Linked DNA regions of Mus musculus: region 1 is linked to region 2. A link is a contact called in ENCODE POLR2A ChIA-PET data. All regions are on one chromosome and are shown on one strand. The core of a region is the stretch at or near the end of the contact, and the rest is flanking DNA. Distances in the headings are between cores, read along the strand shown. Region 1 overlaps Nxn (nucleoredoxin). Region 2 overlaps Nxn (nucleoredoxin).

Region 1 (4,794 bases), core at 771-3,270, 67 kb after region 2:
CACACAGAGAGAGAGAGAGAATTTTGAAACTATAGCCTTTCAATCCCTGCACTTGGGAGGCAGAGACAGGTGGATTTCTGTTGAGTTCAAGGTCAGGGCAGTCAAAGCTACAAAGAGACCCTGTCTAAAAACAAAACAAAAGCAAAATAAAAAAAGAAGAAGAAGAAAGGAAGAGAGAAAGAAAAGAAATGTTGGTTAGAGCTGCTGCTCTGTGGGGGGCAGCCGCTTCTACAAAGCCTAGGCTGTAGGCTGTCTGAGCTCCTGGAGGCAGAGAACAAAAGGAAGGGAAGAGAAGAAAAGAGAGGACGCAAAACTTAATGGCCCCAGCACAGGGTTCCTGACTCAGTCCCAGCCCAAAAAGAAAAACAATGAAAATAACGCCTAAGGTCAGCCCCGCCCCTGTCAGCCCCACCCACCCCTTACTAGCCTCCCTTCAGTGGTCATGCCTGCATGCATCCTTCATCACCTGGAGTCTCACCAACCCCATTGCTTGTGTTAACAGTTAATTTCTCTGAGGAACTGGGCAGCTTGTAACTGAACAGGGGAGGAGTGGATTAACCACACAGGTCAAGAAAAACCACAGAAGTACACGGGAGCCAAACCCCTAGAAGAATGACTGAATGCAGAGAGGACTGTGGGAAGGAGCTGAAGAGGGTGCACAAGAGGAGCTTCTGCGAGTGAAGTGCTGCACAAATGTGTGTTTATGAGCCTGTGGTGTAGTGTGTATGTCTCTGTGTGTGTGTGTGTTTCTATGTGTGAGTGCAAGTGATGGAGTGTGTGTGTGTGTGCGAATGTTTAACAATCCTTCTTTTACAAGTGACATCTAACTACCTCCTCTTGAAGGCATGCAGGGTTCTTGACATATCTGACTTCCTGAGAGGAGCTGGCAATGAGATTCAGGTCAAGACAGAGACATAGCAAGTAGGGTGAACTGGTAGTTACTGAACCCCATGCACCCTTGAAGAGCATCGGGTTATAATCCTGTCTAATAACAGAGGGAACTTTCTCACTGTGCTCGGAACAGCTTTTGTTCTGTCCATTGCTCAGCTAGTTCAACAGTACTCCTTTTTGGTTTGGTTTGTTTCTGAGACAGGGTTTCTCTGTGTAGCCCTGGCTGTCCTGGAACTTGCCCTGTAGACCAAGCTGGCCCCCAACTCAGAGAGATCCACCTGCCGCTGTTTCCCAAGTCCTAGGATTGGTGTGCCCCACCACTACCCTCGACATTACTCTTAATTTCCCTTGGAAAAAAGGTCCCGCTGTATGGCTTTCTGTGCAGATGCCCCTAAGCCAGGAGACAAGCAAATCTCTTCAACCCCGCACTAGGACGAGCTGCGTAAGCGCAGTGAAGAGTCATTTTTAGGATCCGTTTGCAATTCACACTTAATCTTCATGTGGTGAAACTGAGGCCTCGCACCGGTGAACTGTTCTATGTGCCTCGTCTGGCTTGCACAATGCTAAGAAAAATCTTAATCTGAACAATAGCATGTAAAAATTAACTGACTGCACATCTGAAAGCCAAACAAGAACAGATTTTATGTTTCCATGGGATCCTGACACCACTGTGTTCTTGCTGCTCCGTGGCCTCCGATCAACTGCATGTGAGTGCCTTGGGTTGACCTTGACCCTCATGCACACACCCAGGCGTGTATGTCGCCCACTTTCCGTGACACCGGCCCTCTATTGGCATTTGAGTTGGTGGGCTCTGTAGTAAGATGTGGTTCTCGCTAGTAAATGAGTTCAGTTAACTACACATCTGCTCCATGCCTTACGCTCCAGCTCCACCCTCTCTCTCTTTGTGGCTCTTAGGGGTTTTGTTCTTCACTGCACAGTGAGAAGCTGTCTGAAGACACTGTTCCAGTTTTGCCCTGTTGCCTCCCCATCTCTGGTTAGCTTAATCCTCCCAACCGTCCAGGAAGGCTGGGCTTACTGTGCGAAGTGTGAGGGTATCAACTGGGCTAGCAGGAACCAAAGGCAGGATTTCAACTCAGGATCTGGGTTAATCCTGATCTGAGCATTTCCCACCACACCTTGTGCCCCTCAGCCCCTATAGGCAGCTCCGATTCCAGGGTAACCCAAGCGGAAAAGGCTGACAGGCAGCCTGGAAAGCAGCTGGGCCACTCTGGGAAAAAGCCACGTTTGGGATCCTTGCTTCATTTCCGTTTTTAATCTTCTAAAACAGAAACAAAACCATGTAGTAGTGTTTCGTCCAAAGACAGCTGATTCTCATTTACACTAAACCTATGCTGAACGCACACACTACATTTTAAAAGTTCTGCACTCAAAGATGCGTTCTGTTCTGGAAGGTCTCCTTGGAAACGCTTTTAAGTATTCGGGCAAATAAATAAGTAAAGGAAAACACTTGAACCAAATCAGAGACTGAGAGTTGGAAAGGACGCCGTTGGAAAGTCACCTCCGGAGAGATCCAGTGTGAACCCTGTGGAGCAGACAGGTCCAATCCAGAACGCAGGAGGCCTTGAAAGTCCCAGAGGACCAAGTAAAACACATCGCTGAATTTTAAGTTCAGGGGGAGAGTCAGGCATGATGGCACACACCTGTAATCTCAGACAGAAGCAAGAGGGTTATGAGTTCGAGGCCAGCCCCCGTACAAAGTGTTGGGTGGGGGCGGCAGGGACATGGTCAAAGAAAACAAGGGCAAGTAGAGCCAGGTGTGGTGGCACACCTTGAATCCCAGCACTCAAGAGACAGAAGCAAGCACATCTTTTTTGTTTGTTTGTTTTTCTGTTTTTCAAGACCAGGTTTCTCTGTGTAGCCCTGGCTGTCCTGGAACTCACGCTGTAGACCAGGCTAGCATTGAACTCAGAAATCCGCCTGCCTCTGCCTCCCAAGTGCTGGGATTAAAGGCGTGCGCCACCACTGCCCAGCAAGGCAAGCAGATCTTTGTTTGAGGATAGCCTGGTCTACATAGTGAGTTCTAGGACAGCCAAAGCTACACAGTGAGATCCTCTCAAAAACAGAGAGGAAAAGGGGGAAGGGTGGTAGAGGAAGACACTCCGCCTCATCTGGCTTCCATATCACTCACACTCATGGGTGTGCACACACTGCACACACTTCATGCACACAGCTACTACAGGTATAACCAGGTAAACTACAAGCAGCGATACAGTCACCGCCACAGGGAAGGAGAACTCGGTTTGATTTAAGAATTGAAGGGAGACAGGGAGACACACCTGCCTGTCACACCTGAGTGTGACACCTTAGAGACCTTAAGAAAGAACACCATCTGTCTACCCCGCTACTGATCATCCCGCTTCCTCCTCTTCCGCCATGGCTCTCGTCTTTCTTAAACACTTTTGCCATCAAACTCTCGTGAAGCCGTCTGTGGCAGGCACCACTCCATCTCACCAAGTTTCCTTTCTCTTCACCGGGCTCTCCAGAAGGCGCCCTGGCCAGCAAGCTGCTCCTCAGGGAACCCAATACAGGGTCCTTCCTACCACCTGGGGAGCGTGCCCTCTACAGCTGAACAAACAGGTCCGTGTGAGCACCACAAAATCCTCTCTAGCACTCTGGGAGGTCCCTCGGCAGGGACATCTCTATAGTTATTTTCTTTTCAGCTCCAGCACGGACCCCAGTCTGTATTTTTCATTTTGCTTTCTCTCCTGTATGGTAAGCACTTGAGGAAGAGAGACAAACATTCTACCTGCTCTCTTGGAAAGTCCAGTTTCAAGTCAGTTTCTGGAACTTCAGGCTTTAATCCTCTTTCCTTATTGGGTATGCTATCAGCGGTCCGTCTACAGATCAGGACACTGTAATTCCTAACACTGCTCAGCTATTTCATGGAGCTGGTAATAAACGTGGGGAATGTGTTACCTAAGAAGGAAAACACGCGTTATATTATAAGTCATTAGTGACAGCAGCTGTTCCCACTAAGACACTAGGTACTTCGATGTTCTTCGGGGCCTCTGCTAATAACAGAGTAATTGGCTGTACAAGGGTGGGTGTGGTAAATTTCACTTCGCCTGACAATTATGCTCAGTGGCTCTGCAAACTGTGTTGAGGCCTCAGACTGTCTGGTCACCATCTCGGCTAAGTAGTCCGTGGCAGTTGTGTGATGGCCTCTACCTTTTCTGAGGCTGCCACCCAACATGAGGCTGATCCTCTTGGTCAGTTCCGAATGGAAGCAGGGGTGGGGTTGCGAGGCATGTCTTGCTGAAGACCTCGGTACCCACCACCAGCATACACAGGAGGCAAGGTACGGCTTCCCTGCCCCTACTTATCTATTTTAGGTTAGAAATGGCCAGAGGACATCTGAAAGCCACGCTGAACGTTGTCAGAGGCCACAAGCAAAGGGCTTCTTGTTTCCTGATAATAGCACGTGACCTGTGAGAAGTCAGCCACAGCTGGACGCTCCCTGCCACTCAGCTGCTTGGCCAAGGGTCACCCTCACCCACTCACTGCCCCACCTGGCTATGGCAAATGGGTTCCTCCCACAAGTCTCTTCCCCTTCTGCTGGCCCCGCTCAGCACTTGCATAGGGGAGGGGTTGCAATTCTCTCTGGTCCTAACCCCAGAGTAACTGTTCTAGATATTCTTTTAAATTTATATATTTTTTAATTCTTTTAAATTTATATTTGTATGGGTGCGCATGGGCATATGTGCAGGTAAGTGTGGGTACACACGCCAGGGTGTTATGGGTAGAGGTCAAAGGATAACTGTGGGGAGTCTCTCCTTCCACCTTATGGGTCTCAGGGATCAAACTCAGGCGGTCATGAGCCATTTCACTGACCCTAAGTTTGCATGTTCTTTTTTTTTTTTCTTTTAAGTTTGCGTGTTCTTA
Region 2 (5,408 bases), core at 1,426-3,925:
CAGGTCATAGCTAGTGTTTCCATTGATTGCTGGATCTTTGTTTCCTAGGACAGGCCTACTGGCTTAGGAGGAAACGGTTGTTGCTTCTGTGCTTATAAGGGACACTGAAAAGCTGGTCCTTTTATAGACTAACACATCATGGTCTAATTTCATGACAATGATTTCTTAGGAACTTATTCATCAGTGAGCTCTGTCTGTGGCTTGCACATTTCTCAGGCTGGAGATCAGAGTCCTCAGCTTGGAAACAGTGAGGAAGACCCAGACACAGACATTCTGACCTTTTCTTTTTTTAATTTTAAAGTTTTTATTTACTTTTATGTGTACGGGTGTTTTTCTTGCATGCATGTCTGTACACCGCATGTATGCCCAATTCCCCTTGGAGGCCAGAAGAGGGTGTCAGCTCCCTGGGAACTGAAGTTCCAGAATAGTGTGTGTTGCTGTGTGGGTGCTGGGAATCAAACCCAGGTTCTCTAGAAGAGCAGTCAGTGCTCTTAACTGTGAGCCATCTCTCTAGCTGTTCTCCTCTTTAAAAACTTTTTTCATGCATATATGCACAACTGTGTGAGTGTACGATACTGTGTGCAGGCCCATAGAGGCCTAAAGAGGGCGTCAGATGCCCTAGAGCTGGAGTACAGTTGGTTAGGTCTCCTGATGTGGGTGCTGGGAGCCACACCCAGGTCCTCTGAAGAGAGGATACCCTCTTAACCAATGTGCCACCTCTCCAGTGCCTTGCCCCTATACCTGAGTCAGATCTTGTTACCTGAACCAGAAAGGTGGCCTTCAGATTGAAGCGGCCGTCTTTGCCTGTGCCGAGAGCCTCTATCACACAGAATGGCTATGTGAAGTGCTTCAAGAATGACTCACTCGGCCTTAAAGCCTGCGAAGTCTCCCAGAGGCCCCTGAAAACAGGCCTCTTAACCATTTGAGGGATACAGAGGCATTCCTGCCACAGAAATGTACATATACAGAAAGTCTGTGTGTAATGGAGCTCATGAACCCTGAGGCCCACTAGTGGGCTCTGCAGGACTACAGTATGCGTGGGTCCCAGATAAAGACCCTTTGTCCCAAGAGTTCATGGTATACCAATCTTGACTTTGACTCAAAAGGAAAAGCTGTGACACCTACCACCTCTCTGTCTGTCGTTCAAAATGTCCAACATCGGCCTAGAACCTAAGACACAGCACAGGAAGGGTGGGCCAAGGTCCTGGTGCCAGCATCCAGAGTCCTTTCCAGGTTGATGAATGTCTACAGTGACCAGATCATCCTTCGTGTTAGTGGTGGTGGTAATGTCTAGATAACTCAGTGCTGTGAGCTAAGTGCACTTTTAAAAAGGCACCCCCAGCAGCAGTAGTGGTGCACATCTTCTACATTCAGGATGTAGAAGCAGGTGGATCTGTGAGTTAGAGTCCAGCCTTTGTCTACACAGAGTTCTAGGACAGCCAGGGCTACATAGAGAGACCCTGTCTCCAAATCCACCCCGCCCCCAAAGTGAGCTCTTATTCTTCTCAGTATTACAGTGAGATTTCAGGGCTGGGGGTACTGAGGACTGAACTGAAGACCCCATGTATTCCAGGCGAGCGCTCTCTACCACTGAACCCCAACCCCCACATCTAATCATTAGCATGCCATCATCATCTAAGAGATTCATCTGGGAAGAAACACATCAGCATGGAAAGAAAACAGGTCACCAAGTGGCCGGGCTGTCATCTTGGCCCTGAACCTGACTAGACTTCCGTGGACAGGTCACTCGGAGCACATAATACCCACTGCAGGGTGTTTCGGCCCAAGGAAGGCATCACATGTGGAAACACTTGGGTTTTCAAAGCCACGTCCACGCGGGACGCTTCACTAATGCTGGGACCCCGTTTATGATTACATCCCCTTGTCTTGTCAGCGCCCGCTTCAAAGACCCTTTCCGTGTCAGCTTTGTTTTACAGTTAATCAATCAGCTTCACAGTTAGCAAGCTGTAAATGAGATGACTTACGGAAGGGGGTTCCTTCTGGACGCAGTTACTTTGTTATAGGCATCTTATGCAACACTAGACATTTGGAAGCCCTGTTTTATGTCGCCTGTTTGCGGTTGCCTCGTAACTCCTTACCCTTACTTTCGGATCTTCTGATTGTGTGTGTGTGTGTGTGTGTGTATATGTGTGTGTGTGTGTGTGTGTGTGTATGTATGTATATATGTATATACGTATGTATATATATTTGCACACAATGTTTTTAAAACTCATATATATACACATATACACATACATACATATATATATATTTTTTTAAACAGTGGTATTATAAGCTGGGACTACAGGCCTGTGGCGTGTGTCCTCACACCCTGCTGTAATGCTTTTCTGCTTTTGCCTCTGTGGGTTTTGCTAAGAGAACCCTGACACCACATCTGACTCTGGAAGGAATTCCTCCTTGGTTTCCTGCCTCTGGCTGAATGACTAAAAGCTCGGAAACTCAGCACAGCCAGCCTCAGGCGGGCGTGGGAGGGAGGTGCTGCTGAGTCAGGCCCTTCCCATCCAGCTGCCTTTGAACCCCAAGCCTGGATGGAGGGTGAGAGCTCATAGTCCACTGGATTCGGGAGATTTTTCTTGAAATGGTCAATGGCAAAAGTTAGCGTTTTAATCTTGTAAGGTGCTGCTGGGGTCAAACCTGGGCTTTGATGTGCCAGGCACCAGTGCCCCTGAACTACATCCCAGTGCAGCCTATGCATTTTTAAAAAGGGTCACATACACAGCCACTGCTGCGGTTGGAAAGTGCAAAGGTCTTTCATGCCCACATCTGCCCTCTCTCCAGTGACCATCCTGGCAAAGAGCCACCCAAGGTTAATTCTGTCAGCACCTGTCACTCACAGGACCTCTGTCTTCCAGCTTCCTAAAGGCCAGGTGACTGCAATAGAGTGTCACAGCAGACCCCTAACACTCAGAGATCTAAATGTTAAAATATGAATGATTAGGACTGGGGAGAGGCTCACTAGGTAAACAGTGCTTACTGTGATGGGATTCCCCCAGCACCAGCTGGAGTAGATGCAGCTATAGTTTCAACATGGCGGGGCCACAGAGGATCACTGGGTCTCAATGGCCAGCATAGTCAAAACAAAACAAAACAAAAACCAAAAAACAGCAGGACATCTTATGTCCTTTTCTGTTCTACCTACATACCTACCCACCTGCCTGCATGCATGCATGCACATACATGTACACACACATATGTGTGCATGAGTAGTCATATAGGGGCCCATGCAACCCCTCTCCTCTCACGAATATATACACCACCTGTAGACTTGATCTTTACCCACCCACAAATAAACAAATATTGATGGTTTGACAAAGTTAGAAGCAAGGCAAATTAGGAAAGAAACAAAGAGGCAACATTAGCTCAACTTGGCAGAAATCACAAGGGATGACTAAACAGGCTATCCGGTTTCTAGAAAATTCCTGCCATGGGCCTGATGGCAGGTTCTGATTCCATGGTTGCGGTTGGAACTATCAACCCAGAGATGTTGGCCAGAAAACCTCTGATAGTGAGCCATGAGGCAACGCTATCACAGGGGGCAGGCCTGGAACTTGTGAGCTATACGGATGCAGACAGCAGAGACTATCTAAACCACTCACTCCATCAGCCAGCACCACAGACGATGCTGGGAAACACAATGTGGTGATTTCTGAGAAAGCTCAGCTCCTGAGTGTGACCCCCCCCCCCCCCCAGAGCTACTCCCAGGCTAAGAACTGCCCCTGCCTGCGATTGACAAAGGGGCTAAGCTTTTATTTCTCAACAGCTGCTGCAAATCTGTGGGATGAAGCCAAAGCTGACCCAGATGTAGGATGAATCAGCAAACTACGTGGTCAGGTCAGCCAGAGCCTTCTCAGCCAAACGCCCCCTGCCCTTCCACCCAGTGCTGACTATAGTTACAAACCACCTTTTCTGTGCGAGGCGCTCAAAAACACACCCTTGAGTGGGTCCCACCTTCCTAAACTAACACAGCCCACACCGTTGCAGAGAGCCAGAGGTAAAACTCCCCTTCCCCCACCTCCCAACATACCTTACAGGATCTCGGGCTAGACTGCCTGTGTCAGCCACTCAGTGACCTCAAGCAAGAGAGAGCTAACCTTTTCCTGAGCTCCTCCATCTGTAAAATGGGGTAACAGGTCCTACAGTCATGGACTGGTGAAGAAAAGATGAGTTGCTCCCAGTGCTTAGACTAAGGCCTGACCCAGGTGAGCGGATGTGCAATAGACCAGTCTCAGTGTTGTCACGCCAGCTCCACCCCCACCTTCCAGCTGCTCCTGGAGGCTTTGTTCTAGTCCCAGAGGTCACCCCAGACGTTTGATCCCCTTGCTCGACTTCCAGGATGTGATCTAGATTGAGGTGGAGCTGCTGGCCAAGGGCAGTGCTCAGTGTGTCGCGTATTCCGTGAAAGCTGCGTGAACTGACTGATGGGGGAATGGAATGTGGGGATGGAGGTCAGTTAGACCGGGGACCTGACTAAGCAATCAAGTCAGGCTCTTTAACACATAAATGATCTGCTTCGAATGCCAGTGTGATCGGGGCTCTTCTCCCTTTCTCTAATAATGCCCTGCCCCCTTCTCATCCCTCCTTTTACTGGAGTCAGCACAGAGAACAAAGTAGCGCGTGGGTTGGGTCAAGATGGTCAGATCCATCACTAGCTTATGAGAATGCAGCAGCCTCCCACCATGCAATTACAACACAGGATTTGGAGGCGGGGGTGGGGGTGGGGTCAGGGTCACATCCAAGCTGATCAAGAACTCTCTATGTAACCCAGGCTAGCTTTGAGTTTGAGATCTTCCTGTTCCTGTCCTAGTCTTCTAGTCTTCTGAGTATATAATAGGACTCTGTGGGGCTTAGACCATATGCACACATACCCCATAAAGCTGATGGTGCCGCCTGCCAGAGAAACAAGCAAAGGAGACAAAGAGAAGACGGGCTTAATTGACTATGCCAGGGCTCTGCATGCTAAATAAACCTCCTACACGTGCCCACCTCCACTGTAAGAGGGGTGTAGGGAGTTACCAGAACTGCATACATGGGTGATTTGGTCCTCGTCAGTGAGATCTTTAGTCCGAGCCCAGTTTGTGGGAGGGTGGTGTGGAACAGTAAAATGGTCTGGCCTGGGTCTGCCCAGACTTTGACCCTGTGGTACATTAAGTGGGTGATCTTTGCATCTGTCACATCATCTTTCAGAGCCTCAGTTTCCTCAGGAGAAAAATGGAATTATAATATTGCTTCACACCACACTGTGAGGATTATTAATGTTTTATACTATGGCTTTGTGCACAAGGCTCTGGGTTCTATCCCCAGCACCACCACAAAAACAAACAAACAAAAAACACTGCTAGTTCTTCTGGACCAACAATGATGTCACCTCTGACCTTGGCCTAGCACCT

What was found. ChIA-PET counts read pairs that join two places held with the same protein, here RNA polymerase II (POLR2A).
Region 1: POLR2A ChIA-PET joins it to region 2 with 73 read pairs in embryonic stem cell. The contact joins two enhancer-like sites. POLR2A ChIA-PET finds 5 or more read pairs at or near these places in 5 of 5 experiments (Patski and embryonic stem cell).

Annotation. Positions count from the first base shown.
Region 1 is chr11:76,351,236-76,356,029 of GRCm38, forward strand. The region is part of intron 1 of Nxn (nucleoredoxin); the gene reads right to left. Among named protein-coding and RNA genes, the nearest start is that of Nxn, 46 kb to the right of the region's middle. Within about 2 kb of position 2,021, at least 1 of the 3 ENCODE cell types and tissues checked has a DNase peak (open chromatin) inside an H3K27ac peak, as active enhancers do.
Region 2 is chr11:76,283,161-76,288,568 of GRCm38, forward strand. The region is part of intron 1 of Nxn (nucleoredoxin); the gene reads right to left. Among named protein-coding and RNA genes, the nearest start is that of Mrm3, 42 kb to the left of the region's middle. Within about 2 kb of position 2,676, at least 1 of the 3 ENCODE cell types and tissues checked has a DNase peak (open chromatin) inside an H3K27ac peak, as active enhancers do.